Regions from separate parts of the Mus musculus genome. Here all the other regions are linked to region 4. A link is a loop called in an ENCODE intact Hi-C map of the cell type or tissue named here. Cell type or tissue: left cerebral cortex. All regions are shown on one strand.

Evidence for each region. Peaks named below come from ENCODE experiments on the same cell type or tissue, not always from the same donor. Only the 100,000 strongest peaks of a DNase experiment are listed, where the experiment ranks them.
Region 1: a loop joins it to region 4, with 6 times the contacts of the local background. A loop is called at or near these places in 23 of 42 quality-filtered maps.
Region 2: it touches region 4 in a loop (2.4-fold over the local background); 10 of 42 quality-filtered maps call a loop at or near these places.
Region 3: it touches region 4 in a loop (3-fold over the local background); 13 of 42 quality-filtered maps call a loop at or near these places.
Region 5: a loop joins it to region 4, with 2.4 times the contacts of the local background. A loop is called at or near these places in 4 of 42 quality-filtered maps.
Region 6: a loop joins it to region 4, with 2.8 times the contacts of the local background. A loop is called at or near these places in 7 of 42 quality-filtered maps.

What each region holds. Positions count from the first base shown.
Region 1 is chr12:4,104,953-4,109,952 of GRCm38, reverse strand. It overlaps Dnajc27 (DnaJ heat shock protein family (Hsp40) member C27), which reads right to left. Exons shown (of 7, transcript NM_153082.4): 7 at 1-3,151. The coding sequence ends at 3,019. Among named protein-coding and RNA genes, the nearest start is that of Dnajc27, 25 kb to the right of the region's middle. In left cerebral cortex, a CTCF peak has its summit at 2,408 (motif pointing left); DNase peaks (open chromatin) are centred at 1,319 and 2,397.
Region 2 is chr12:4,280,799-4,285,798 of GRCm38, reverse strand. All of the region lies in intron 13 of Ncoa1 (nuclear receptor coactivator 1), which reads left to right. Among named protein-coding and RNA genes, the nearest start is that of Ptrhd1, 49 kb to the right of the region's middle. In left cerebral cortex, a CTCF peak has its summit at 2,300; a DNase peak (open chromatin) is centred at 389.
Region 3 is chr12:4,274,620-4,279,619 of GRCm38, reverse strand. It overlaps Ncoa1 (nuclear receptor coactivator 1), which reads left to right. Exons shown (of 23, transcript NM_010881.2): 14 at 1,401-1,518; 15 at 4,279-4,447; 16 at 4,612-4,926. Among named protein-coding and RNA genes, the nearest start is that of Ptrhd1, 43 kb to the right of the region's middle. In left cerebral cortex, no CTCF peak of the experiment used is centred here; no DNase peak of the experiment used is centred here.
Region 4 is chr12:4,546,627-4,551,626 of GRCm38, reverse strand. No RefSeq gene overlaps it. Among named protein-coding and RNA genes, the nearest start is that of Gm46332, 20 kb to the left of the region's middle. In left cerebral cortex, a CTCF peak has its summit at 2,797 (motif pointing right); a DNase peak (open chromatin) is centred at 2,800; H3K4me3 peaks cover 600 bases; H3K27ac peaks cover 180 bases.
Region 5 is chr12:4,231,770-4,236,769 of GRCm38, reverse strand. Cenpo (centromere protein O) reads left to right here and starts at 2,805. Exons shown (of 7, transcript NM_134046.6): 1 at 2,805-3,018; 2 at 3,113-3,239. The coding sequence starts at 3,194. Ptrhd1 (peptidyl-tRNA hydrolase domain containing 1) reads right to left here and starts at 2,757. Exons shown (of 2, transcript NM_001204912.2): 1 at 2,492-2,757; 2 at 1-407. The coding sequence starts at 2,743. The coding sequence ends at 237. In left cerebral cortex, a CTCF peak has its summit at 2,815; DNase peaks (open chromatin) are centred at 2,483 and 2,719; H3K4me3 peaks cover 1,660 bases; H3K27ac peaks cover 1,232 bases.
Region 6 is chr12:4,261,891-4,266,890 of GRCm38, reverse strand. It overlaps Ncoa1 (nuclear receptor coactivator 1), which reads left to right. Exons shown (of 23, transcript NM_010881.2): 19 at 3,283-3,457. Among named protein-coding and RNA genes, the nearest start is that of Ptrhd1, 30 kb to the right of the region's middle. In left cerebral cortex, no CTCF peak of the experiment used is centred here; a DNase peak (open chromatin) is centred at 2,776.

The DNA.
Region 1 (5,000 bases), 440 kb after region 4:
TGGCAGGAGCCCCTTGTCCTACTCTGACGAGCTTTCAGCCATTTAGATACCTGACCATCTAGCTGCCTGACCGAACTAAGACAGAAATAGGTACCTGACCATCTAGATACCTGACCATCTAGCTGCTCACCGAACTAAGACAGAAATAGGTACCATTTTGCAGGTATAAAGAAGTATTTATCACTTGAGATTTCAATCAGTGAGAAGATACTAGAATATGTTTCCTGAGGTAAATACAAGCCTTAAAGAATGGTGTACAGTGTGCAGAAGGACAGCAGCCTTACTCTCAGCATCTGGACTCGTGAGTTAAGATGCTGGCAAAGCCACAGACGACATTGACATGGAGAAGTAAAGCGGCAGTGCGTAGAGAGACACTGAGAGCGGAGTCCAGCAGCTCCCAGGATAGAGACACTGAGAGCAGAGCCCAGTAGCTCCCAGGATAGAGAGACACTGAGAGCAGAGCCCAGCAGCTCCCGGGATAGAGACACTGAGAGCAGAGCCCAGTAGCTCCGGGGTTAGAGAGACACTGAGAGTGGAGCCCAGCAGCTCCAGGGAGACACAGAGGAGAGCACACACCAGGGGAGGGGAGGACGCTCTAAAGTGCTGACGAAGGCTGGAAGACGAACTCAGAAATGCCTCCAGGGACTTCCAACAAGTGAAGAGGTGACACCAGTTGGTGACTCAGATGGAGAAGGACACAGCTTTTTAAGATAACAGTTGTTCAAATATTTTATCCCTTCTTTTTTTTGGGGGGGGGCAAGGTTCTTTATAAAAACGTTTCAGCCTCTGAAATGACTGAGTTGAGACTCCTGCTGACGTCCTAAGATCTTAAATGTGCAAGCAGTTTTCAAAATGTCGAAGGACAAAGCACACAGCTGCACTAAGAATTTCAATGAATGCAGAGGTCTGTACCGGATCACGAAGCCAGGGTTCAGAATACTTTTCGTTCTGAGCTATGCTCTGTTGTTTCCTAATGCTCTGCTGAGAGACTAAAGAAACCAGACACATTCTGGGACCCTGAGGCTTCACCTCTTCATTTTATTACTCTTACATAAATAAATAAATAAATAAGATGCTACGCAGCCACCCTAGATATAAGTAAGATGTCAGGAACAGCGTCTCAAGATCTGAGAATCAGCAAGTGACCTGAGGGACCCAAATGGGAACACTAAAGCCCCCTGCTGTAACTGCTCTCCTGCCCATGTGGTTGAACGAGGCGCAGCCTGGGCCCCGCACTCAGGCTGACAGCACCACACACACCTCTCATCCTCATGACTCCCACTTTCTGTTCCAGGAGCAGCTGGATAATCAGATGTGCTAGGCGTGAGGGAGCCTCAAGCAGAACTGAGGCCCATGAGAACCATGAGGTGGAGCTCAATCACCTCAGAAGCTAATTCAAGCCACGCAGCCGTATGCTAATACAGCCGTATGCCAGACCTCTTTATCCTTTTATACACATCTGAGTTCACTAAGAACAACATTTTAAAGCTCAGAGCAGCTGCGCAGAGCACAGCCATGCAAAGTGAGGCCACTATGGAGAAAGGAAAAACCCAGAGGACTACAAGGGTTTAGACAGGAAGCCAAGAGCTTGTCTTCTTAGGCAAGAGACATGTTATCTGGCAACCGTTATGGGATAGGTATTTAAAAGTCATCCTTTGAGTTCCAGGTAGCACAGGTGGCTGCAGCTCAAAATAAGAATACCAGAGTTCAGAGGGATGACAGGAGTCGAGCAACATGAGCCCAGCTCCATCAGCTCCATCCAGTCCTGTGGACCAGGCAGGGGCAACAGCACGAGAAAGGCTTCTCTCTATGCAACATGAGTTTTCATACTTGTAATTTTAAAATACTATTCAGAAATTTGGAGTCCAAGCAGAAACTGTAGGGATTCTGCCCCACACAGGCCCAAGACGTCCCAGTGTGCCCCAAATGGATCCTACTTATTTCAAGTCAGCTGAGCCCAGGGCAAGAGGAAAGGCCATGGCAGATGTGGGATGTAACAAAGAGTGGGGCGAGAGGAGAGCAGAAGAAAGAGACGGGTCTGTGGAAGAGGGCCCGCCTGCCTCTCCCACCACCTGTGGTGAGGACTGAGGACAGGGACGAGTCTCATGCAGGGTCCCTCCTAGTGCCCAACATGCCTGAGCTCAGGAAAGGCCCAAGCTGGCCTTTCCGTCTGAATGGTGTGACTGAGCGCACACTCCCAAGTGACCCACAATGCGCCCTCTAAGAGCTTCTGTTCTGGTGTCGGGCCCCTCATTCCCAGGGACACAGCATCCTTGCTGCTTGATGCTAGCAACTATTTCTAGGGCAGAGCAAAGGCCTGGGATCCGGGATGAGCTTCAGGTTCTCCAGCTCCTGTGGCTGGCACTGCCTCTCTCTTAGCACTGGCTTGTCTCCCCCTGGTGGCTGGAGAAAGAACAGAGTCAGTGTCCTAAAAGGGCAGATAACAGTGCTAGCTCACATCACTCTTCTACAAGGTTGCCTGTTTTTCTTTGAAAGTCTTGCCAAGTAATTCAATCCAGACTGGCCTCTCTCTTGCAATACTCCTGCCTCATCCTCCACCATCTCTGGCTACTAACTGTACAGGCTGATGGTTAAAATACTAACCAGGAAGCCGCTTAGTGGGGTGCAGGCTCCCGGGGGCCAGGCTCTTTCTCTCTCCTGTTGTTATTCCTTTCTCTGATGGTGGGCAGATGGATGGATGGAGGGTTGCTGGGAGGAAGAGCAGGTGGGTCACAGTCATGGACTTTCACAGGTGAATGCATAAGCGATGACACAATGACAAACACCTAGTTATCTGGCAATAAGAAATGAAGTGCATAAGAGATGTGGGGTTATCTCTCACACAAAAGCGGTCATCTCACTGAGAAATGGCCACAACATGGTAACAGGCACCCATACTATTAACTTACACATGAGGGAACACAACAGTGAGCATTCGTGAAGGAAAACTCCATGTTGGTTATTTCACCTCAAGGGGAGTCTGTTTGCACTTGAGCTCGCTTGTAGTTTCCTCTGCCTCTACTTGATGTTTTTCAGGAGGGCTGTCCGGGCATTCACAACTGCTTTGAAGGCATCTTCACTGCCTGGTGCTACACACTTGTCCGGGTGAAGCAGCACAGCCAGCTTCCGGTAGGCCTTATTAACTTCCTCCCTGCAAAGAGCAGACAAGCTCTGTCAGTGACCAGGTTGGCCCCAAATCCTGCATCTGGACACTACACATCTCCCATGGAATTACCTCCTTTTCTCAAAGGTAGGACTAAAAGAATAGAAAATAACAAACAATGGGTTGCATACAAGTAAAAAATACAGTGCAGGTTGAGTCTAGGAGACAGTCAAAGAAGGATCAAGGGCAGCCTGGCATCTCTACACATGTAAGAGGCACAGAGCAAGCAAGCCTTTGCTAACTGAAGGAATGAGAACCTGGGAGCCAGAAGTAATCCCTCAGGAGAGGCTTCTAGAAAAGGAACTTGTGATTAGTATGGGGTGGGGGCTTCGGAGAACTGGGGAAGGAAACAGTAGAGAGGCCGTTTCCCAAAGCTGAGAGACAGGGAGATGACGACCACAGCAGCCCAGGCCTGAAAGCAAAGGTTCAGCTGGAGGCAGCTGTGAGCACCACCAAGGGAAGAGAGCTTATACAGCATGAGGCAAAAGTCAGCGGAAGCACGGATGTACTCAGCGTGCAACCAGAGAGGATGAGACAGTTCCGCGGTCTGGAATAGCAGGACCTGGCTGGAGAAGGCCCAGAGACGACAGGCTCCCATCCCTACTCTTCATCACCCTCAGGTGCCAGGCTCCTGTAGAGTTCTATCCCCACCACAAGATTTTACTTCTCAGGATTCCTTTTGTCACCAGGGTCCCCGTGATCCCGTCAGCATGGCATGGTGCAGTGTTAGGTGCCCTTGCCGCTGTTCTCATTAGGACTTCTCATAGCACTCTCACAGTTAATAAATGCTCTTTGCAGCTTGGAGATGGGAGAAAGTCTGATGTTAATCTGGAGTGTGACTAAGGTCTGGGGTCACAGCAGTAACGTCCTGTATTTTAGGCAAAGACACCAGATCTTTTCCTTCTGCTAGATGAGTCGTGACTTTCTTGTTCTAGCTTTGCATGTTACATTCTACATATGCAATATATAACCTTTTGTCGGGTGTGTATGTGTAATGAATGCCTCTCTGTGTGTGTGTGTGTGTGTGTGTGTGTGTGTGTGTGTGTGTGTGTGTGTGTGTGTGTGTGTGCACGCGCGCGCTTGCACAGGCACACTCATCTAGAAGCCCAGGGTCTTCCTCTTTTCATTTTATTTCTTAAGACGAGGTTTGTTAAGCCTCAACATGGCTGCTTTGGCTAGACTGGCAGGCCAATGGGCTCTTGGGATTCACCTGTCTCTGCCCTCCCAAAACTAGGATATGCTGCCAGGCCTGGCTTTTATGTGGGTGCTGGGTGTCCAAACTCAGGTCCTCGTGCTTGTGTAGCAAGCACTTTATCCACTGAGTCCCCTAGCCTCACATGTGTACTCTTGATATTAGTTATCAAGAGGCATTCCCCTTCTTGGAAGAAATTTCAATGGCCAGTCTGTATTTATCCAGAGAGCCTGTGTCCTTGAGGCAAGTCTAGAATCTCTCCCTTCTCCAAGACAGTCTGGGGCAGGGACAGGGAGCCAATGCTTTAGAGGTGACATCTAGACAGGCTCAGGGTTAGGCCTGGCCTCTCACTGAGTACCTTTCAAGATTCATAGGCATAGGAAAGTCTCTCAAGGGAAAGTTATAGAGCAACTAGACTAGTGCAGGTGTGTGCTACTACCTACAGATAGTAAGGTGTCAGCAATATATCAAATGCTACCTACAGACAATAAGGTATCAACAATGTATCAATGCTACTTACAGACAATAAGGTGTTAACAATGTATCAGTACGAGCCAGGCTGTAGTGGTGCACACCTTTAATCTCAGCACTTGGGAGGCAGAGGCAGACAGATTTCTGAGTTCGAGGCCAGCCTGGTCTACAGAG
Region 2 (5,000 bases), 270 kb after region 4:
CGATCCATTTCTGTACTTTTTTTTTAAGTTTCTTTCATTACTAAATTTGTTTGTCCTCTCTTTGCTGCTGTTGACATTGCTTGAGTGGTAAATTTTTACTGTCTCTCAGTATGTACTGGAAGACTTAGAATTTGAAAATTCTGGTAGCTAGCATGTTTCTGTAGCTAAAGTAAGATGCTCTTTTCCTGGCAATGAACATAGATTCTGACCATAGAGGACTCATTTCTCAGTTGCTGAGAGGGACTAGAGATCCACAACAGGGAACCTCCTTGTGGCAGCCCTGGCACCCACTGTGGGAGACTCCCTGGGCTGAACTTCTACCGTGAGTCACAAACTCACCATCTTAATCCATGGGCACATTCCAGAGTCAGCTGCATCAGTGCAGAGGTCTGGTGGCAGCTGTTCATTGTCCTTTCATTGTCCAAGCAACAGCCATGGCCTGTTCCTGAGTTGTTCTGATCCTCCTCTGAGAAACCCGTTTAGGAAACTCTTCTCCACTGTGTCTTAATCTAGCTGAGCTGTGGCACCAGCTGTGTCCATCTGTGCTTTATCCTCAGACTTCCCGAGTCTGCTCCTCTCTCTGCTCTCCTGCTTCTCACTTCCTTTATCCTCAGACTTCCCGAGTCTGCTCCTCTCTCTGCTCTCCTGCTTCTCACTTCCTTTATCCTCAGACTTCCCGAGTCTGCTCCTCTCTCTGCTCTCCTGCTTCTCACTTCCTTTATCCTCAGACTTCCCGAGTCTGCTCCTCTCTCTGCTCTCCTGCTTCTCATTTCCTTTCAGCTGGGGATTTTTTCTCTCTCCATTTTTCTTATTTCACTGATTTTTGTTTTGTTCTTTTGGGTTTTTGTTAGGGGCTCTTGCTATTGCTTTGAGACAGACTTTTGCAGAGTAGCCCAGGTTGGCCTCATGCTCTCAGTAGTTGTCTCCCTTGCAATGTCCTTTTGAACTGTCTCCATTTCCCTGTCTTTGGGAGTCAGTTGCACGTTTGATAATTTGTAATGTTATTTTTAATGAAACTTATTGTTCAAAGAAATAATACCAAGACTGAAAAGATGGTTTAATTGGTACTGTGCTTGCAAGCAGAGGGGCCCAGATTCAATTCCCAAGACCCACATAAAAATAAAAAGCTAGGCATGACAGACTAGCACAGATTCAGCACAAATCTGCAAGCTCCAAGTTGAGCATGAGACCCTGTGAGCCTGTGGATAGATCTCTGGTTCTGAGGAAGGCTCTTCATGCTTTCTCTGTTAGATCCTGGCCTTGATGCATCTGCTATAACCTGTAGCATAGCCTTACTCCATGTCAGAGTGAAAAGGAGTACACAGAGTGGGTAGCCTGGGCTCTCTGACAAAGGAGTGCTTCCTATGATCTGCCTGTCCTATCTCCTTCACTGAGCAGGGCTTCTGAGTTCTATTAGTCTAACTTCTGTGACACCAGGGTTAATGGCTGCCCATTAGCTACTCTTACTGAAAGGTCAACCACATACAACCACACATAAGTGAAGTTAGAGTTCACTTCTGCATTCCACTTTGTGATGAGAAGGAAAGAGCAAGAGGCAATAAACGTGATTCTAAAAGCACAGTGGAGCAAAAATGTTTGCTGTCATCTAAATTGTAATACGTGAGGGATCAGCTAGTCATGTTACTGAGAGAGACAGTTTGCCCTGGCTGGGCCATAAAAGTGTTCTTCCTTCCTTTTCAGTGTGAGAATGAAGCTTTAAATACTGCATGGTACAGTAGCCTTTCACTCCCTCAGGAATGCAGCTAAGCCCAAGAATGCAACTTTTTACTATTCTCAATAGGATCTTTTAAAAGAACAACATGCCACACTCTCCATGGTTGTTAATGCTTTGGGTAGGATCAGGGATTTCCCCAGATCTTAAATTTGTGATAAAGATTTGCAATATTAAGATAAATAAGGAAATAGTAAAAGGGGTGTAGTGCAGCTGGCAGAGTGGCTGTCTAGCATGCATAATGTCCTGGCTTCTATCTCTAGCAGCACATAAACCTAATCATGGTGGTATATGCTTGTAATCTCAGGGAGGTAGAGGCAGGAGACTCAGATGCACAAAGTAACTACAGAGGTCAGCCTTGATTTGATATCAAGGGCCTTTACCTGCCGTGCCATCTTGCCATCCTAGCAATGCTTGTTTTATTCAAAATTTAAATCAAGTTTACCCATAAAGAGACTCTTTAAAAGACTTGCAGCCTGGTTAGAGGGTTCCAGATGAATTCCAGAATTGTCAGAGTACACAGGCGAGCTCCTCCTGCCGGGGTTTCTACAGTCCTGCAACAGATACTGCTTTAAGGATTATTTTTTAAAATCCTATTAACTTGTAGAGCATAAAAATATAACTATAAAGTAATAAGTTCCAAATGGAATAAATTTTTAGTACTTAAGAGTCATTGTACTTTCTTGTTTTAGATGTTACATATAGTATGGGATTTTAAATTTTATTTTAGTAATTAACATAGTCACATAAGATAGCAAAACAATACCAATAAAACTATGTAATATTAACTATATGACACACACAGACTTCTCTTCATCTTCTGTTTGTGTGTACACACACACACACACACTTGGCAGGAAGATCACCAGTAAAAGCCAACCTAGCTACATAAGCAAAGTCAAGGCTAGCCTGGCTACATGTTGAGGAACAGAGCATCATACTATCCATGCTGACTGTTTTGTATGTTAGCCTTTTCCTTGGACAGCTTGCTGTTCCTAATCTGCACTGATTTGTATCTGTATGAGGGTTAAGTTTTCTTTGAGATGACTGCTATCTTTTACTATTACAGAGCTGTAATAAAAAAAAAACCCTTTGTAGAGATAGTTATTACTTATGAGGGTATATGTGAAGTACAAATTGTAAATATAAATGTCTGGATCAGAGGACTGACACATACATAGGACTGAATGATGCTTTTCACAAAGTGTGCTGCTGATGTTCCTGTTGCTGTATGCCTTTCACAGCACTTTGAATTGTCTACTTTCTCATCATTATAATGATGGGCTTGTGTTTCCACAATATAATTTCAAACTGTACTTTACTCTAAGTTGACCATTTTCAATGATTTTACGAGATCTCTTTATAATCTCTGGTCATCTATCGACTTGACTTATTGGGTTCTTACTAATTTATAGGAGCTTTTACTTACTAAAGAAATCAGCCCTTATTTACTTAATGTTTAAAAGACAACAGTGACACTCTAACTGCCATACACAGTTCCAGCCAGATATAACACAAAGTTTCCAGAAGTTTCCTTTTCAACAGCTGAGGAAGATTGACTGTGAATGTGAGAATGGGAAGTTGTTGGGTCAGCTACTGGAGATAGTAACTTGGGCAAAAGCCACCTCCTGAAAGATGATGCCTTCTCCTTGCTGTGCAGAAAATTGTTAAATTATTTAATTACCTTTTTCTGGATTCATTGTAGCTAATGTGGGTACAGAGTTTCTCTTTAGCTAGATTTAAGTTGATGAAATGTATGTTGAGCTGATGGCAGAGTGCAGCCTGGATGACTGGAGCCTAGGAGTCATGGACAGTGTAGCAAATTGTCATCTGAAAGAATGGCATTATGTGTGTATATGCAGATACTCTAGAAGCTACCTTTGAGGGCCCTTTGTAGCTGCCTCTCTCGGGAAAAGAACCTTTGTCCTGTTTTACTTACACACACACACACACAATTATATGTGTGTGTGTGTGTGTGTGTGTGTATGTATACACACACACATATAATATATATACTCTGTGGTGAAAAAACAAGCATGACTAAAAATAGGGATCCCCAAAACAAAGCAGAAAACTTATGTATTTCCTACCTTCTAATAAGTTTCTATAAAAGGCAGTTTCTGAAAGAAGTCTAAAGATTGAAGTGGTCTAAGACAAACTTCCTTTAAACATACAACCTATATAAACAAAACTTTTAAGTGAGCCAAAGTGGTTTTAGTTGTAGGTTTTATTGTTGTTTGTTTTTATTTACATATGTTTGCCTGGACATCAGACTTAACACATGAATCTCTCTCCATCCTTTTGGGGGTTTAGTTTTTTTGGTGTTTGTTTGTTTGTTTGTTGGTTGGTTTGGTTTGGTTTTTCAAGACAGGGTTTCTCTGTATAGCCCTGGCTGTCCTGGAACTCACTTTGTAGACCAGGCTGTCCTGGAACTCAGAAATCTGCCTGCCTCTGCCTCCAGAGTGCTGGGATTAAAGGCATGTGCCACCACCGCCTGGCTAGTTTTTTAAATCTGAGATAAGGCAGGCTGGCCTCCAACTCTAGAACTGCCTGCCTTAGCTTCTCAATGCTAAGATTATAGGCACATGCCACCATGTCTAGCTCTTTTGACAATATTTTATCTTATTCTCTTAGCATTTTCCACCGACTAGTAAAATAAGATGTTGTGTCTAACGTTGAATTAAGAAACGATCTTACTGCTTGGCAGTGACAGTGCACAGCCATGTACATGTTCTCTAGGCTCTAGTTCTTAAATGGTTAGCACTAAAGCTCTGCTCTTAGAGCAGAGAGCAGGGCAGCCTTAGGAAATCCATGGCTGCTGACCTGACTTAACCTCTGAGAGAAAGCAAGAGGAGACTTGCCCATCACTGTTTCAGTTTTATCTTTTGTTGTGCTTTTCAGAATCCTACAGATTTGATTTTTATACCCTTTGTCCCAGTTAGACTTAAGTTTAATTAAAAGTTATAATTACCTGCATTTAAATAAAGGACATGTCAGGCTGGACAGTTGGCTCTGCAGTTAAGAGCACTTGTTGCCTAGGTTCGATTCTCAGCACTTACATGTAACTCCAGTTCTACAAGATATGGTATTCTTTTCTGGCCTCCAAGGGCACCAGGCGCATAGTCTAATAGTGTGTCTTAGTTACTATTCTGTTGCTGTGAAGAGACACCATGACCAAGGCAAATCTTATAAAAGAAAGCATTAGCCGGGCATGGTGGCGCACGCCTTTAATCCCAGCACTCGGGAGGCAGAGGCAGGCCGATTTCTG
Region 3 (5,000 bases), 270 kb after region 4:
GAACTTGAGGTTTTGGTTTTCCTTTTGCTTTGAGACAGACTCTACCTGTGTACCTCAGGCTGGCTGTTTGTACAGACCAGCTCATTACATAGTTCAGTATACAGACCAGATTGCCTCAAACTTGTGGCAATCCTTCTGCCTCAGCTTCCTGAGTGCTAGGATTACAGGTATGTGACACTGCTAGAAAGTGAAACTCTACTTAAGTAAGTTTCTTCTTAAAATTTCCGAGGCCTAGAAGGGGTACTCAGCTCAGTGCCTAGCGTTCATGGGCCCTGGCCTCAGTCCCTAGGACCACAAAAGAGGCAAACTCTAAGGCCCTTTTACTTTTTAAAAAATTGTTTAGTTAGCTAGGTACTCTAACAAAGTACCATACAGTATGTTCCCACAGTCTGGGAGGCTAGGAGTCCAGGGTGTCAAAGCAAGGTTTCTCCTGAAGTCTTTTTCCCTTATCTTGGATTGACCACCTCCTTCTGTGACATTAATGTCCTTACCTCCTGTTGTTATAAAGATAATAGTTATAGTGAACTAGGAGTCACAGTAATGGTCTGTTTGCCACAAATTACCTCATTAAAGGTTCTGTCTCCCGTTAGTTATGTTTTGAAGTCCTAGATGTTAGAATTTCCACATAGTGGATTTGGGGGAGAAGAACACAATTTAGCCCATAACAGTGATAGGTTGGAGTGTACTCACTTTAGAAATTACAAGTAATCATTATAAACAGAAAAATAATCTCACTTGCTGCTTAACATGAACCAAAAAGATACGCAAGGAGAGCCTCGTCGAATTGTTCTATCAGTGTTTATGCATCTCTAGGGACAGAATCTAGGTGAACATGTGTCTTAGAACATTCTGTAGTCTCCTTTACTCAACAGCACATGGTCAATATCTATACCTTAATTCATCACTCCCAGAATTTCTGGAATTTAGGTTATTTTTAGTTTTCCCTGGTGTAAATAGTTTACAGATAGCCATAGCACTTTCAGAGAGCTGCTACATAGGGCTGGAGAGATGGCTTAGTGGTCAGGAGCACTGGCTGCTCTTCCAGAGGGCCTGAGTATAGTTCCCAGCACCCAAAGGTGGCTCACCACCATCTGTACCTTCAGATCTAGAGGATCCGACCCTCTCTCTGGCCTCTTCAGGCCCAGTATGCATGTGGGACACAGACATACATACATGAATCAAGTAACTTTTTAAAACTGCTGTAGATAATTTTTCTAAAGTGCATGTATTGTTTTCTTGAGTTTCAAAAACATAGTTCCGGCCTGTTTTTTTTTTTTTTAAATCTGAGTATCATCATAAGTAATAGTTTATAGGGAAATCCTGCTCTCCTGTATAGTGTGTGACTTGTGAAATGCTATCTTGTCCTCCTTTGTGACAGTGAACCTTTTCTCTTCAATCAGGATTGCCTGAACTAGAATTAGAAGCGATCGATAACCAGTTTGGACAACCAGGAGCGGGGGATCAGATTCCATGGGCAAATAATACTTTGACAACAATAAATCAGAATAAACCAGAAGAGTAAGTAAGACGCTTTCTATTTTATACACTGAGAGATATCAGCTTCTAAACTAGGAGCTACCCTCCCCAGACTGGATCCCAGTGTGCACGAGTATTTTTGAGCTATAACTCGACATGAGTGTTTAATTAAAAAGGGGCATGGGAGAATGTAGTTGAGCTCCGATCAAGCAGAGCATTTACCGTATGGCCACAGGCAGGTCTCCTTTGTAATCACCACTTGACTGATGTGCTATGCCAAGTCTCCTTCTACATGTCATCGCTTGTACTGCTTTGATGTCCACGTATTCCTATGGATAAACTGGCCTTACTGTACCAATTGTGTTGCCTTAAACTTTCAGCTCTGGGTCATTTTGTCCACCATTTGTCTTTGTTTAGAGAAAGAATGTGAAAGGAAAGAAAATATATCTGCTCAGTGTTCCATTCTCAGTGGAGTTTGATTTCTTAATTTACACAGGCATCTGTGTCTCACAACACAGACTATATCTCATACATGTCAATCAAGGGAAGAATAAATATACTTAGGAATTTTCTGAACTGTTTTTCCTTTTCTTTTTCCCAGAAGAATAATTCTTTCTCATATTGCTCATATAATAATATTTTAATTATAGATATACATATATATAATTTTTATACATCAATTAATGTCATCTTAGATTAGACTGCATACTGTCTTCATGAATCAGCAATTTGGTGGGGTTTTTGGCTGAACTACTAGCATGTTAATGTTTTTCAACTTAATTTCTTTTGTATATAATAGTCACTTTATATTATCAAGATAGTTTCATCAATTTTGAAAGCATAAAATAAATTTGCTGTTTTGATTATGATTCGGTCATAGTATTTAATGGTATTCATACAGTCAATAGGATAAGAATAAATCTTAAGGTCTGGCAATATGGCTTATTAGGTGACGTGCTGCCACACAAGCATGAGTATCCCTCATTGAATTCCAAAACCTGAAAATATGGGGGGGGGGAGGAAGGGAGGGAGGGAGGGAGGGAGGGAGAGAGGGAGAGAGAGGGAGAGAGAGAAAGAGGAAAATGAAGAAAGGAAGGAAGAAAGAGAGAGAGAGAGAGAGAGAGAGAGAGAGAAAGAAAGAAAGAAAGAAAGAAAGAAAGAAAGAAAGAAAGAAAGAAAGAGGAAAGCAAGCAAGCAAGCAAAAGGAAAGGAAAGGAAAGGAGAAAGGAGAAAGGAGAAAGGAGAAAGGAGAAAGGAGAAAGGAGAAAGGAGAAAGGAGGAGAAAGGAGGAGAAAGGAGGAGAAAGGAGGAGAAAGGAGGAGAAAGGAGGAGGAGAAAGGAGGAGGAGAAAGGAGGAGGAGAAAGGAGGAGGAGAAAGAAGGAGGAGAAAGAAGAAAGGAGGAGAAAGAAGAAAGGAGGAGAAAAGGAGGAGAAAGGAGGAGAAAACGAGGAGAAAAGGAGGAGAAAAGGAGGAGAAAAGGAGGAGAAAAGGAGGAGAAAAGGAGGAGAAAGGAGGAGAAAGGAGGAGAAAGGAGGAGAAAGGAGGAGAAAGGAGGAGAAAGGAGAAGAAAGGAGAAGAAAGGAGAAGAAAGGAGAAGAAAGGAGAAGAAAGGAGAAAAGGAGAAAGGAGAAAGGAAAGGAAAGGGAAGGGAAGGGAAGGGAAGGGAAGGGGGAAGGGGGAAAGGGGGGAAGGGGGAAGGAAGGGGGAAGGAAGGGGGAAGGGGGAAAGGGAAGGGAAGGGAAGAAAAGATGGAAGAAAGAAAGGGAAAAGAGAGGGAAGTAGGAACGCACACGCATATAAACATAAACACACATGTGCACACACAGACACATGCCTACATGCACACAAAAGAATAAACCTGAAAAATAAATTAACTGATTTTTTTTTTTTGTGTGTTTTACTTTTATTAAGAACTCTTTATGGGGCTAGGGAAATGGTCCAGCAGTTAAGAGCACTTTCTGCTCTTTCAGAGGCCCCAGGTTTGGTACCTAGTGCCTTTAGCAGGTGGCTTGCAACCACCTGTAACTGAGCTCCTAGAAACCCACCGGTCTTTCCTGACCTTCCCAGACATCTGCACAATCATGATGCACACACTCACGCACAGACACATAAAGTGAATAAATAAACCTTTTTAAAAGTGTATCTCCTTTCTTATATTTAGTTACTTTCCAGGGTATTTCTTTAAGCTAACAAGAAGAATATGGAAATTTCTCAGTAGTTGACTAAAGAATGGAGATTGTGATCAAACTGTGCATTAACTACTGTTTTACCTAGGAAGGTGGCTCAGCAGGTAAAAACTTTCTGTAGATTTAAGGACCTCAGTTTAGATTCCCAGATATCAGTAGACACTGGTGTGCTGGCACACATCTGTAATCCCAACTCTGGGAGGCCCAGACAGAGGCTCTCAGAGGCCAGCCAGCCAGCCAGTTGGTGAGCTCCAGGTGAGTGAGAGATCCTTTCTCAGAAACTAAAGTGAAGAGCTACAGAGGAAGGCATTTAACATCTGCCTCTGGCTTCTCATGTGCACATATGAGGGTATACACGTATGCCACACAGTAGCCAGACAAACATGCAAATACATCCAAAACATGTTCTTTGCATCTCTGTACACTAATTATATTCATTTCAGTATAATTAATTCATTATAATTATATTATAGCGTATTTCATTGCACTAGAACTCATTGCCAACATCATAACAGAACTTTTTAAAACCAGATTTTACATATATCTCTGCGTATGTGTTTGCATTCTTAAACCTGAGTCATTTTCTCCTGCCTTTCTCGTCTTCTGCTCCCACAGCCAATGTATTAGCTCACAGCTGGATGAGCTCCTCTGTCCACCAACAACAGTAGAAGGAAGAAACGATGAGAAGGCCCTTCTGGAACAACTGGTGTCTTTCCTCAGTGGCAAAGATGAAACGGAGCTGGCTGAGCTAGACCGGGCACTGGGGATCGACAAGCTCGTCCAGGTGCTTGTTCAGACATGGCGATGAGCTTCTGAAGAGCGTGGATTGAGAATGAATGTGTTCTAAGACTTGCTAGAGATAACTTCTCCACATATACATTTATGTAGACATACATCTCGTGTTGCCAGCACTTTGTTTATAAATTATTTTGGCTTCTTTTCTAACAGGGAGGCGGATTAGATGTATTATCTGAGCGATTTCCACCACAGCAAGCAACACCACCTTTGATGATGGAAGACAGACCCACCCTCTATTCCCAGCCATACTCATCTCCTTCTCCCACCGCTGGTCTCTCTGGCCCTTTCCAAGGCATGGTCCGGCAGAAGCCTTCACTGGGGGCTATGCCGGTTCAAGTAACACCTCCTCGAGGAACCTTTTCACCCAACATGGGCATGCAGCCCCGGCAGACTCTCAATAGACCTCCAGCTGCACCCAACCAGCTTCGGCTGCAGCTGCAGCAGCGGCTACAGGGGCAGCAGCAGGTGAGTGCAGACCTCCTTGGCTCACTCTTCCCCGAGGTTTGTGCCAGAGTACTCCATGACAACACAGGCACTTC
Region 4 (5,000 bases):
TGGATAGGGAGAACCAACTCTGGGGTACATGTGGGTCTCCCACCCCCATCACCACAGTAAATAAAATCCAAGTGTAACTGTATCCTATTGAACAGATGTTACTGGTCTAAGTATCATCCATTTCCCCCTTCTTCCATAATTATAAAACAAAATCGATGGGAGAACTCATTAAGAAAAATGTGAATCCTAAAATCTTAGGTCTTTTGGCCAAAGATAGCCCACACTTGATCCACTGTAATGGAACTTGGGTTACAGAGTTACAGAAGTCCCCACTTCACAAGTGTTCATTTTACTTAGATTGTAAAGCGCAGGAGGGACACACACACACACACACACACACACACACACACACACGCACGCTTAGAACATTGTAGAAGTAAGGAGATGTTTCTATTTGGAAACACTTCTGGAACAGAGTCCACGGAGGATACAGAGTTAGAAAAATGTGTTTGGTTTAGCTTGAATCCAAAACAGTAAACTAAGAACGCTCTCCCACAGAGGTGAGGATAGGGTGAAGATAGAATTTGGGGGTAGAACATGAAGAATGAGGGCTAGGGAAAGGGGGAAATGTGCAGCATTTAAGGAGGATGGATGGCAATAAAAGTAATTTTGCTTGCCAGGCAGTAGTGGTGCACACCTTCAGTCCCAGCACTCAAGAAGCAGGTGGACCTCTGTGTGTTCCAGGCCAGAGTGATCTACAGATCAAGTTCCAGGACAGCCAGTGCTACACAGAGAAACCTTGTCTTGTAAAAAAACAAAATTTTGCTTAATAAGAAAAAAATGTTTTTCAATTTTTACGATTTGTGAATATGTAGATTTTTAACCTTTAAAATTGAAAGTTGGAGAAATGCATACAGACTGAGTTCCATCTGACAGTTAAATTTTCTTTCCCATATAATAGCTAACAATGCATTCCACAGTCCAAAAAGCTAGACGCATTTATAAAAGTATTCACCATGAAGAAAAGCTAAGTGTTTAATGAGATAAGTACATCAAATCTGATTGAAACATTACCTAGCGCACTAAATGTACCAAGCATTTAGTACAGCTTTAATGATTTCATAGATGAGTCAAAAATAAATTTTAAAAAATAGATTACATTTTAGTGAAAATTCTTCTTTACCACAAGCCCCTCAGATTTCACTGATTGTCATAGTTGAGACATGAGGACAAGTGTCAGCTGTGGAGGAGGGCTATCTTACTAATAAACTTATTTAGTAGCATTCCAAAGGAAATGATAAAAAGGCTCTAACTTGTTTTTTTTTTTCTTTTTGACCCTGAGATCAAATTCAAATAAATAGGATAACTGGGAAAACAGCTGCTGGAGAGGGGGCAGGAGACGGCGAGAGAAATGGGAGGTGAGGAGCTGGCTAGCCACAGTTCAGACTGTCTGAAGAAGCTCTGTGGCATCATCCACTGCTTTGTAAACTAATGTAACAGGCGTTTGAATGAGGGGGCCTTGCATGGATGGGTAACATTGTTCCCAGAAAGCTATGGCCTTTAAATTAAAATGCCAGGGCCCCCAAAACAATCCAGCTATTGACACTACTGGTTGCCCATGAGAACTAGACAGTAACCCCTACTGCTAAGAGCACACATATCTCGCCCATAGGATGGAGAGAAATCAAGCTGGGACTAAGCTAGAAGGTCCCTCCCTAGTAGCTAGCTTCTCAAGTGCTTGCAGATGCAAAATCTGGGTGACTGGGAAAGAAAAATCATAAGCAATCTTACTCAGCTGTAAGGCCTGCAATGTACAACTCACCAGGCAGGGTGTGCCAAACAGTATAATAATGGCATGGCTACTTAGAGGGTAACCAACCACTTTCTGCTTGCATTCTGGAGGCATTCCTGCATAATATTATAAAATTGATCAGTAAGACCATGGCTGGGGAGACCATAGGCCCTAACCAAGGAAACTGTGGCTGTTAATTTACTAAACAGGCCTACTGTGCCCATCAGACTACCTTTTCAATATTTAGGTTTTGTCCATGGAGTCGTGCTACTGTCAGCCTTGGTCAGGGAAGCTTGTTTTTGCAATAGGTGACAGTTACTTCAGAAACTCATGACTGGTCAAAGGGCTGAGAGTCAGATACGCTCAGGGATCAGCCCCAGTGAGACAGTGCCACCTCTGAGGCTCAGGGGACACCTCTGACGGAGGAGTGGAAAGAAAGGAGCCAGTCTTCTGAACTTGACACCCCCAGCATCGGTGCCTGCAAAAGACCACCAATGTTCCCACATGGGTAGGTGAAAGACGTACTAGATCCATTAGACCTATTGATGCTATAAGATGACCTGTTGATGGCATAAGAGAGACGTTTGCTTCTCTGGAGTAGGTAAGTTGCTGGTGTTCTGGTAATATATAACCCCTCACCGATGCTCATTCAAGCAACACTACTTAAAGGCAGTCAGACACATCAAACACAAAGGGGGACCTAGAAAAGAAAGGGGGAACGGGACAAGAGAAGACAATGAGGTAAAAATTCATTATATACATTTATGGAATTAGGAGAAATAATTAACTCTTAAAAGAAACACCTGTTCAATAATGAGTTGCTCCTTTGTTTTAGCTTTTACAAAGCAAGTATATAACCTCAAATTTTAACTGTGTGATTTTTTTTTTTAGTATGACGACCTCAAATAAAAAAATTGAGAAGATGTCACCTCAGGACTATTTGGGTTGAAAGTAACACAATGTGCAGCTAAAGATGGCTCGGCCCCACCCATAATGTGCCATTTCAGATGTCTAGAAGCACCGGGCTGGCTGGCTCTTCTCACCTTTCCTGTTGTTGTCACAAGATGGCGCCAATGCTCAAATTAGCGCCTCAGGGAGCCAAGAGGAAGGAGGAAAGGCGAGCAAAGGGGCTTTCTCTTAATTCTAAGTCTCCCTAAGTAGAAAGAAAAATGGAGGCTACCAGCAGAATTCACGGACAACTTCATTACACGTCCCTTTTTAGGGACAGAGAGAAAGAGGAGCGCCGTGGTTTACCAAGATCGTACAGCACTTCAGAGAAATTAAGACATTCATTTACATATTTAATGTTTTGTGTTTGCTGTTGTTTTAATCAAGAAAGGTGTGGAAAGAGCTTTTGGGTTAGGCTATGGGTAGTGCCTGCCAGAGGGGCTCACGTTGGATACCTGATCTCAAGCCAACGTGTGAGCCAAGGCCGATTCAGAAATGGTTTTTCTTCCTTTGATAATACTTACTTATTCTCTGCAGTGACTTAGAAAAATGATTGAACTAAATTCCCTGCCATCAGAGACTTGATGAATACTGAGATTAACAATAAAACTATTTTTAAAAGTCACTGCTTCGAAGCCAAACTTCTTACTCTAGCTCTCACCGGGTTGTACGAACCACCTCTAATTTACATATTACAGAAGAGAGAGAGCCTTACATGGAGAATAAATCATTTTCAAACTAGACATTCCATCCAGAACTGACAGTAGTTGGTTCTCAGCACGTCTTTTATGTCTGACATGCTTTTAGAAGAGTAATCATATTCCCAGTGACTCTCAGGATAAAATTTTCTTCATAAAGCTCATTTTATGGAGGTTTTTTTTTTTTTTTTTTTGTTCTGAAGAATAAAGCAATTATTCTTTCCTTTTGAAATTACATGTCAAATCCAGAAACATCAATTTCTTTAATATATTAACATGGAGTGATTGGGGTAATTCTCTCTTGTATCCTTTCCACTCTCCTTCGGGGTCCCTTGCTTGTTTTGGCAGACCCTCACTCCTACTAGATTTCCATTGCACACCAATTATCCCCGCTCCAGCTGCCCACAGACAGCTGTTCTTACTGCCCTCCACGAAGGCCCCCTCCTGTGGTAACCCTTGCTTCCCCAGGACGGCTACTTCGCCCAGGCTTTATGCCTGGCTTGGGCGCAGAACTTCTGCTCGGAGCAAAGCCTCTGCTCTGGTAAAGAGTTTCAAATGGAGCCGCTCAGAAGTGGCGGTGGGTGCTGGGATCTTGCACCACAACGTGTAGGACCTGCTAGAGTGTTCCCGAGGGGATATGAGCCCGCCAATCGCTATGGCGATGATGATAGTCTGAGAGCTGATAGTCTGGTAACATACTTTCTTTTCTTTTCTTTCTTTCTTTTTTTTTTTTTTTTCGAGACAGGGTTTCTCTGTGTAGCCCTGGCTCTCCTGGAACTCACTCTGTAGACCAGGCTGGCCTCGAACTCAGAAATCCGCCTGCCTCTGCCTCCCAAGTGCTGGGATTAAAGGCGTGCGCCACCAACGCCCGGCTCTCCTTTTCTTTTCTTTTCTCTTCTTCTCTTTTCTCTTCTCTTCTTTTCTTTTCTTTTCTTTTCTTTTCTTTTCTTTTCTTTTCTTTTCTCTTCTCTTCTCTTCTCTTCTCTTCTTTCCTTTTCCTTTTCCTTTTTCTTTCTTTCTTTCTTTTTTTTTTTTTTTTTTTGGTTTTTCGAGACAGGGTTTCTCTGTGTAGCCCTGGCTGTCCTGGAACTCACTCTGTAGACCAGGCTGGCTTCGAATTCAGAAATCCACCTGCCTCTGCCTGGAATTAAAGGCGTATGCCACCACTGCCTGGCCCAATGCATATAACTAGTGTCCAAAAGTTTTAGTCCACCTCACTGAATAATAATTCCCACTTGTCCTAGAAGAGTTTAAGTTAGCAATCTCTGTAGTCCACGTTCAATGCAATCTAATCTTTGCAACAGCAGTGTGTCCTAGGAGCAGTTTCTTCAAGACAGGCCACACGTGTTTGTTCCTTTTGGAATAGAAACAATTTCTCAACACTGTGGAATAAGATAGTATTGTCCATACCTAGAAACACTGACAAGTTATTGGTATGCATACGCCTCTCCTGAAGTTATCTTAGAGTGTGAGTCTCAAGTTTCTCTGGCCATTTCGATCCAACAGCCCGGGTGTGGGAAGCAGGCACAGCAGGCTGACACAGCTGCTGTGGCCACGCTGACTGTGTCTGGCTGGGGGCCATTTGAGTCTGCATCTGGAGATGCAGAGCATTGTGGAGAAAT
Region 5 (5,000 bases), 310 kb after region 4:
ATAATAGTGATGCTTATCCACTCTCCTCACTTGAACTTAGTGGCAATGATGATAATGATGATAGTAGTAGGTGCTTATTAATGAGAGCTTTAATTTGAATTTGTGCTGGTTCTTAAGAAACCACCATAACTAGAGGGGAAGAGTATAACAACATTGAAAGGAACCCACAATGCTTCAGGATGGTGGCCATTTGGCTCCCCAGACCCAGCTGACTTTCAGTTCTCCCAGAACTACAGTCACTTGAACAATCGGAACTTCTTCAAATACTGGCTCACTTCTTCCTTGGGGTATGGCCTCAGGGCTATGCATGTGGCAATGTTCTCCGGCTGCTCCAGCCACAGCGTGTGGTCAATGTTCTTCTGCTGCAGGGTCTCAGCCAGCTCCTTCAAGGTGGTCTCATCAGCAGCCTACAAGTTGCAGAACACACAACACAGACTGAATGACCCATTTAGGAAGTGTCAGAAGGTCACAAGAGTGGGGACGGGCTCTGTAACTGGAGCTGTGGCTCCACCAAAGAACTGTAGAGCAACAGTTGTGCCCATTGGTTTGCTATTTCCTTTTTTTAGGATCTTACAGAAGTGGCTAGGAAGGGGCTGAGAAGGAGGCTCGATACCCTGTTAATAAAATGCAATTCTCTTTTTTGTATTGAATTCTGCTATATAGTTTCTAGTTCCCTATGGCTGGCGCCTACTGCAGCTCACCTTCACCCTTAAGCTATCTGTGACTCAGCTGACCACTGGGAAGACTTCTAAAATTACATATACTTTCCTTCTCCCTCTCTCATCCCCTCAGGCCCAAGCCTAAGTTGATGCAGGACACATCTCTCAACTATTTGATATAAGAGGGCTCAGTCCACTGTGGGCAGTACCATCCCTAGGCAAATTGGCCTTAAGTGTATAAGTAAAATAGTTGAAGGTCAGGAGAGCCAGTAAACAGTGTTCCTCTGTGGTTTCTGCTTCAAGATTTCTGCCTTAAGTTCCTGCTTTGGCTTCTCTAGATGATTGATGTAACCTGTAAGGTGTAATAAATCCTTTCCTTCCCAAGTTGATTTTTTTTTGGCCATGGTATTTTTCTCAGCAACAAAAAGCAAACTAGAATATTATATTATGCATGCACACTGAGAATAACTTGTAAGATTTGTTTTTGTTTTTTTTTTCTTCCCATCAAGTGAGTCCAGGGATAGAACTAGGGTTGTCAGACTTGGTGGCATATGCCTTTACCCAATGAGCCATCTCACCAACCCTTTTCATCTACCCTATTATATGCTTTTTGGTCAGCAGAATAGGATCTAAGGCCAACAGGATCTTGACCTGGATACAAATACAACTTTTTTAAATTCCAGGAGATCTAGGAGAAGGCTTTCTGGTAAAGAATATCATATGGTCCTAACCCTTAAGAGTTAGTCCAGGAGCTGAGGAGATGCTCCGTGTCCAGAGGACCAGAGTTCAGTTCCTAGAACCCACAGTGGGATGTTCTCACTGCCTATAACTGCAGAAGAGCCTACATCCTACTCTGTCCTCCCATGTGCATACGTCCCACAGACACACACACCTACACGTCTGCACCCATGTGCATACGTCCCACAGACACACACACCTACACGTCTGCACCCATGTGCATATGTCCCACAGACACACACACCTACACAGAATTTAAGTAGATCTTTAAAAAAGGGTTAATCAAATGCGTATGTAAATCACCAAGATGGGAAAGGACCCCTCAGAAAGTTGAACACAGATGTAGGTTGGCACGTTGGTCCCTTTGGCCATTGTTCCTCCACTCTCACCCCTTTGCCAGTGTTTTCCTGGATAAAGATTTCTCTAGAGAAGCAGGTGCTATGTAAATGTCAGTTAGGAGACTTGAGACTCAGAGCTTCTGAAAAACATACTCCTTTTCCCCACTCACTGAGCATTTCTCCTTTTAAATAAACAGCCTCTATTTCTTACTAACAATATTAAGGCAGTGCTAATTTTAGGCCCAGCTTTTTTCTTTTTCTTTCTTTTTTTTTTTTTTTTTTTTTTTTTTTTTGAGACAGGGTTTCTCTGTATAGCCCTGGCTGTTCTGGAACTCACTTTGTAGCCCAGGCTGGCCTCGAACTCAGAAATCTGCCTGCCTCTGCCTCCCAAGTGCTGGGATTAAAGGCGTGCGCCACCTCGCCCGGCTAGGCCCAGTTTTAAAAGGCAGATTGGTGCACAGGCATAAGCGCCACGCTTTCCCCAGCTTCGTTCCCAGGGATCTAAGGGACACTGGAACAACCAATTTCTGGTGAACGCTGTGATAGCAGGGTCTGCGTCGGTTCTTCACAGTCATGCTCTGCCAAAGGGAAGGTTCACTGCGTAGCGCAGACCATTCCCAAACTCTTAGTGATCCCTCCTACAATCATGCCACACGTACTTCCGGAAGCTAAGGGTTGGGCCCAAGAGCAGATCTACTTCCGGCCTCGGCACCCCACCCCCGTTTAGGGTCCCTCCGGATACTCCCCACGCCTCACCTCGAGAACCACCTTGCGCATGCGCCCCAGCTCCCGGAGATAAGCTGCCGTGTGCGGATGGTCTCGATGAAGGTGCAAGGCTGCTGTGGCGGCGTGACAAGCCTGCGCTACCAGTGCGCCGGTGGGCCAGGAAAAGGGAGCCTGAGATAGATCCTTTCGTAATACTAAGTACTGTACAAGGATCTGTGGCTCCACCCCAGAGCATGCCATCTTCCTGATCATCAGACTGGCCGGACGTACCTTGCGGTGCATGCTGGGATTAGTGTGGAGCTGCTGGGCGCCACCATGTTCGTGTACGGCGGAAGCACAAAGCACTCTGGGATCAGTGGGTTACGTTGTTACTTCAGTTGCTCTCGGCGGGAATTCTTAAACTGCATCCTGAGTGAGGGAGCTTTGGCGAGAAAGCAAGACCCAGTGGTAGACAGATTAGCATTACTGTACAGCTTCTTTGGGTGTTCGAGGAAGCCCGGCTGGACCATAGTGGCCACGGCGGTGAGGTAGGCGTGGACAGGGCTGACCAGTCCAAGGTAAGGGACGCCAGCGGGGACACTTTGCTTATCCCGGGACTGTCAGGCAATAGTGGCAATAGATTGGTGATTGCGTGTCTTTTACTATTTACAGTTAAGGACGTTCGGGTCCATGTTAACCCTGCCTTGTACGTCCAGCATCGTAAGAAAAAACACTTGAGAACCCGAAGAGGAGATGGAGTCTGCAAATACTTTGTGTCCAGGCAGGAAGTGCAAAGGAGGTATTCAAAGGGGTTTGGCTTTCTCTGTACCACAGTGTTTCCAGACTTTATTGCAAAGGAAGGGACACTGTAAGGCAGTAACTTTGGCGATTAGATATGGATTTGATTCAGGGCTCTATCTTAGGAAATTTTGTGGCTTGGACACATTATAGTTCTGCCTCATTTTCTTTCTCCTTTAAACAAAACTTAATGTGAAAGCATCATGTGGGTTGAAATTGTTACTAAAAACTAAAAGTTTGATGACTTAATTGTTAAAAATATGTTGCAATCAAGTATAATCCATACCCTAGAACTAAATTACTATGTAATCCCAAATTTGCCAGTAACTTGCCCTTCTGTGTGTCAGCACACCTGGCTAAACAAGTGACGAGTGAAAGTTTGTGAATAATCATCAAACTTCGACAGGTCAATTATTCTCCAGTTCCCTTGTCATCTCCAATCCAAAAGATTGAAACATTTAGTTATGATTATGTTGGTTTTCTCTCTCTGCTTGGCAATTACCACTGCTTATCGTGTGAACTTGGAGAGGAACTAAATACAGCAGAGAGAAGGAACTGCTGTGCTCAGGCTCCAGAGGAAATAAAAGAAGTCAGGAGTCAGTAACGGGAAGAAAAGCAAGTGAAGGGCCAACATGCTGCCTACTGTGGCTCTCTCTTGATCTTATGCAAGTTGGTTTGTTTGTTTTTTAAAGGAGCTATACACTAGTAATTTGATGTCTAGCCTTGGCTGGATAGATGAATGAGCCAGGTCTGGGCTGTCCCAAGACAAATGAAGAAAGGATTTTTGTGAATGTATATTCTTGTGAACCCTGCAAAGTAAATATTGGATCTGCTTAAGGAAACTAGTTACATGAGGTGAAGCATTGGACTTCTCTAGGGAGGTTTCATCTGGGTTGTGGGAAAGCATGGAGAATCGGCCTTTCCCACCATAGATTTGTGCTTCTGTGATAAGCAGGCTTAGATGAAATGCTGCTGCCCACAAAGCAAGCAGTAGACAAATCAGGAGTCTCTTGTTCTTTTCAAGTGAGCGTACTAATTAGTGGGTGTTTTTACACCAGTGGCCAGCAGAGAGGTTAATGGTCTCTGGTTTGGTTATTTGGGCCTATGGCTTTATAAATTTATGGCAGACCAGTTGTGATGGTACATGTCTTTGATCCCAGCACTCTGGGTGGAAGCAGGTGGATCTCTGTGAGTTCAAGGACAGCCTGATCTACATAGTGAATTCTGGGCCAGTCGTGTAGGAAAGACCCTGTCTCAATAAACAGATAAATAAATAAATATGCCCTAGATATATGAGTTATCTATTGTGACGACTGTTTTTGGTTGTCAACTTGATGCAACCTGTGAAGAGGGAACCTCAATTGTTAAGGAATTAACTCATCAGATTGGTCTATGGGCAGTTTCTTTAGGGCGTTTTTTTTTTTTTTTTTATTGCTTCTTAATTGGAAGAGCACCTAACCCATTGCGGCAGGTGGTCCTCGGTGGTATATGAAAGCTAACTGAGCAGTAGCAGGAAGCTAATAAGCTTGTTGCTCTATGGTCTCTGCTTCAGTTCCTGCCCTGAGTTCTTGCCACCCCTGGGCAGGTAGGTGGTCCTGGGATGTATAAAAAACAAACTGAGCAAGCCAGCAAGCATCGTTCCTCCATCTGCTTTAGTTCCGGCTTCACACTTCTGCCCTGACTCCTCTCATGGCAGACTGTAACCTGTAAGATGAAATGGGCCCTTCCTCCCTGAGTTGCTGCTTTGGTCAGCGTTTAGCAC
Region 6 (5,000 bases), 280 kb after region 4:
GTGTGTGTGTAAAGACATAAGACCACAGCAGCGGACCCATGACATTATGGCAGGGAAAGGCAGAGGTCAGCACTACACATGAGGCTGAACGGTCACTACTAGTGCAGAGGACCTAGGTTCAGCTCCCAGCATCCACGCGGCAGCTCACAGCTGTAAAGTAGCTAGCCAGGTCTCTTAATTCCTGGCCAGCCCTCCACCCAGTTTACAGCCCAGCCCCTCCAAACGTTTCTCCCACCAGTTCCCCAACTGTTCTAGCTTCTGCTGAGCTCAGCTTCTCCCAACTCAACTATCTCCTAACAATATCTTCTGTACCAACTGCCTTCTCTTCTCACTCTACTAACCCAATCTACTTTCTCTGCCTCAGCTGGCATTTTTATAATCTATCCTGCTTCCAGAAAGCCAAGAGGCAACTAACACTGAAGGTCATAGAGTCAAGTAGTTCTAACACCTAAGAATTCTTAAAGGGCCATTTGGCTAGCAACTGGGGATCCTTTAAAGGGCCAGGTGCACAAGATAAACCATACTACACACCTCTGTGTTACTCGGGCTCCAGGAGAGCTGACATTTTCTTCTGGCCTCTGTAGGCACAAGGCCTGCACATGGTGCAGATGCATATGTGCAGAGGCTCACATAGACACATAAAATAAAAATAAATCTTTTTAAAGAAGATACATGACTTTCTGAAGAATACTTGAAAGTATTATACTAAATTATCAGCTGCTTGTTCTTTCCTTCTAGATTTTTATAACTTTATCAGTCTTGAAAAACCTCAGCTTTAAGTTACAATTGCTTAGGGAAACAAGTGAAAAGAAAGCACTAGCGTAACAAAACATGAAGAGAAACACAATTTTTAAGGGTTCCTGTTTTAGCCTAAGAGAGTGACAGCAGCCATGTTCACTCTTCCCTGGGACAGAAAGTGTCCAAGGACAGGAACAGTGATCCTAGGGACTGACAGCTCACTGCAGACCAGAGCCCAGCAGAAGTGGCTGGTGCAGAGGGCACAGCTTGAGGAGAGAGCTACCCACAGAAAGCCAAGACTCCATACAGAGGGTCCCGCGGCAGCTCTCGGCCTGCACACATGTGTGCCCATGTGCACACAAGCAGGGCCCAAGCAGCAGGCCTGAAGATTAGAAGAAACAGTGTTCAGAGTTCACACGGGGCCGTTTTCCCGTCTAACTGACCTGGAAAACCTCATAACTCATGGGTGTCGAGTAGAATATCGTTTACCTCAAGTGGGGCAAGAATAAGTCCCGACCCAAATCTTGATCTTGATTTTTCTAGGTACAAGACCCATAAAGAGCTTTGGTTTCTGTATAACCTAACCACGATCAAAGACACTTAAGAAATATTTGTCGCCTGGCGTGGTGGCGCACGCCTTTAATCCTAGCACTTGGGAGGCAGAGGCAGGCAGATTTCTGAGTTCAAGGCCAGCCTGGTCTACAGAGTGAGTTCCAGGACAGCCAGGGCTACACAGAGAAACCCTGTCTCAGAAAAAAAAAAAAAAAAAAAGAAAGAGAAAGAAAGGAAGGAAGAAAGAAAAGAGAAGAAAAGAAAAGAAAAAAGAAAAGAAAAGAAATATTTGCCTTAAAAAATATGTACATTTCTTATAAAGGTAAAATTCAGAAAATCTGAAGTTTGGCTTTTAAAACCACCAGGTAGGCAAAGAAGCAGGAAAGTGTAGCCTGCAACAACCAAACCTAACCCAGATTATTTGAGAAGACAAAAGGGACCCGGGAGTGGGAACAAGAGAGGACAATAAAGGATGTGAATATAATCCAAATATATTGCATACATATGTAACATGTTACAGTAAGACCTATCATTCACACACACCATACAGATGTTAGGATGAGGTAGGAACTTTCATGTTCAAAAATCGTCACTTTAAGAAATTAGAAACTATAAATGCATTCTGTGTGTTCAGTAAATTAGAAGGAGATTTGAGCATGTTAAATAGAAGTATACATAACATCAGTAAAATAGAAATCAAACTTACAGAGAAGAGCATAGGTTAAAAAAAATACAGTAGGTGTTGTGAACAGCTGGTTAAAAGTTACATAAGAAAAGAATAACAATGGAAACTAGAATAACCAAAACAGTTTTGTACAGGAAAGATAAAATTAGCCAAATATTTAATTTCAAAGACTATACATACATACAGTGAGATGTATATCACTAGAACAAAATGTCTATAAATAAAATCCTATTTTATACCAATTGCTTCTTAGCATAGTTATATTGATGTCTGCTAATAAGCATGTTTCTAAACTTAAAAAGGAATGAACACTGAGCTGACAAATGCACCAAAATGGTTGAATCCCAAAAGTGTCATGCTAAGTGAAAGAAGCCAGGCACAAAAGACCAGATATGGTATAATGATGATATGATACCCCTGTGAAGTCTGCACACGCTTTTGTTTAGCTCCACTGGAAGAATGCTTGTCCAGCATGCATAGGCCCTAGGTTTAACCCCAACTTCACATGGTGGATCCACACTTATAATCTCAGCAATTCAGGAGGTAGAAACAAGAAGGTAAAAAATTCAAGATAATCCTTGACTCTGTAACAAGTTCAAGGCCAGCCTGGAAGCCTTCGGATCGTGTCTCAAAAGCAAAGAACAGTTTATATGGTGATGCGTGCAGAGCTGAGATAGCATGGGAACAGACAAGGATTGTCCCTTAGGAACAGGCAGGGAAGATCAGGAGGGAAGCAAACACCTAAGCTGCATTGTGGGAGGGGCCACACAACTCTGTGCATTCACTGAGTCACTGCATATGGATGCCGTGGGTGACTTTCTCGTCTGTAAAGAAAGCTTTTTTCAAAGAGGGGAAAGGAAGACAGCACACACAGAGAAGCCTGGGAAGGAGTGGCCAGCAACATTCTGATGATTTTGCATCTCACAAATAGGCTTTTCTTGCCTAATTGTTTTCCTTTCTCAAGTTTTTTTTTTTTTTGCTCAGACAAGAAATCTATTATATATGTTCATTATTTGAACTTGAAAATTCTTATTAGCAAATAAATAAATAAATGAAACAGAAAAAGATCAAATATAATCCTGCTGTAGAAATGAATATCACAGCAACTTAAAGCCCTTCCAAACTTCTGTCCTTGTTTATCTACTTGTACTAAGATTCCCTACAATGTTAAGAGACCACTTTTCCTTCATTTTTGCTCTGTTAAAGAAGCAATTTCTAAATGACTTATAGCAACTGCTTTTTTATTATTATATGATGTTGATACATTTATGATTGTATTTACATCAATTAATGTGTGTCATTTTCAGGACTAGTTCCCCAAGGTGAGGCCACCTTTGCCCCATCTCTAAGCCCTGGGAGCTCCATGGTGCCGATGCCAGTCCCTCCTCCTCAAAGCTCTCTGCTCCAGCAAACTCCACCTACTTCTGGGTACCAGTCACCAGACATGAAGGCCTGGCAGCAAGGAACAATGGGAAACAACAAGTAAGGGAATAGTTTTTCTGTATGAGAGTCCCTGGCACTCCACAGCCCATAAGAGCAGCCATGCTTCCTTCATGTGATTGTATGTTCACAGTCCGAGAGACTGCACTGCCATTTACATGATGGAAGGACCTGAATTGTGTTATTGACAAAGGAAAATAGGATTGTTAACTGTATGAAGTAGCAGTTCATCACTTAGGCGGATTTGTGTGTGAGCGGTATAAGGGTCTAGTGGCTCTGGCCTTCTCGTCCCCGTCCTCACACAACTGAGGGGTGAGGCCCATGCCCATCAGTAACAGCTTTCCTAGGACAGATGGAGAAAATATCTTCAAAAGGAAAATATTTTATTATCTCAGTAGGTACAGAAAAAGATCAAGCTTGATACCCACTGATTCAAATAAAATCTCCATTCTGTGATTATAAGAAAATCTTTTTATTGAAATAGAGTAGATAGTTTCTTAAAGCCACACTAGTAAAATGCAGAGAGGCACATAGCAGCACTCCATTCAGCTCGTGTGAAAGCTCTCAGACGGGACCCAGCAACCCTGAGGCTTCTGGAGTCATCTGCTTTGCCTGATCTTGCAAGTCTACAGTCTTAGTGGCCTCATCTTACCCGCTTAGCTTATAAAGTTACCTTGCTGAGGTTTTTTTCTTCTTCTTCTTCTTAATTCTGAATGCTGAACTTCTCACACATCACTTGCTTTTATAAGGATTTTAATTTGGTTGTGTCTTGGTTCTAATGACAGGGAAGCCATTTAGTCTGACAATCTAATAAGTAAAGTGGTTAAAATTGAAAACATAAAACCACATTCTCTTAAAGTTCACTGAAAGGTGGGAGAGGAAACCTTTTGTGAGAGAACTGTGTAGCTCTCAGTAAAGACTGTGTGTAAATGGGTGAAACCATCTCTGAAACATGCAAGAAGCATTTAGTCTCCTAGTGCGTTCTAATCCCAACTTCCTGAACTCACTTGAAACTTCATAGTCTGTCATTATAATTGTACCCTGTAGGCACACAGCCCCCCTTCCCAGATCTTTCTGCTGTGCTTAGACACAGCGGCTCCCCAGTGAAACCCTGGGGTGAATGCTCCATGCTGGGGGCACCTACATAATCAGTTTAAATATGAATGGCTAGCAGTTAGCTCAACAGTGGAGTTCTTACTTAGCACATACAAGCCATGAGATAGAGGCCCTAGAAATAAGGGCAGAGAACAGGGAGGAAGTAAAGAAGAAAGGAAAGAGAAAAGAGAAGAAAGGAAGGGGAACAACTGGAAGCCAGGCTGACAGGTTTCACTAGCCTGTCTCTGTGGCACCTTGCACTTTAAAAGACTTTAAAAGACTGTGCTCTGCTCACCTCCACCCACGCCCTGTCGAGCCAGGCAGGCTCATCTTCACCACTAAAAACTGTTCCTGCCACGGTGGTTAGTGTCCCAGTTGATGCCAGGTTCAATTCCTGTCAGAGCCTTTGACGTATTTACCTTTCTTTTTGTTTAAGTTCGTTCTTCTTTCGGGTTTTAGAGCACCTTTCTTTCTTGCTCTCTTGCTGCTG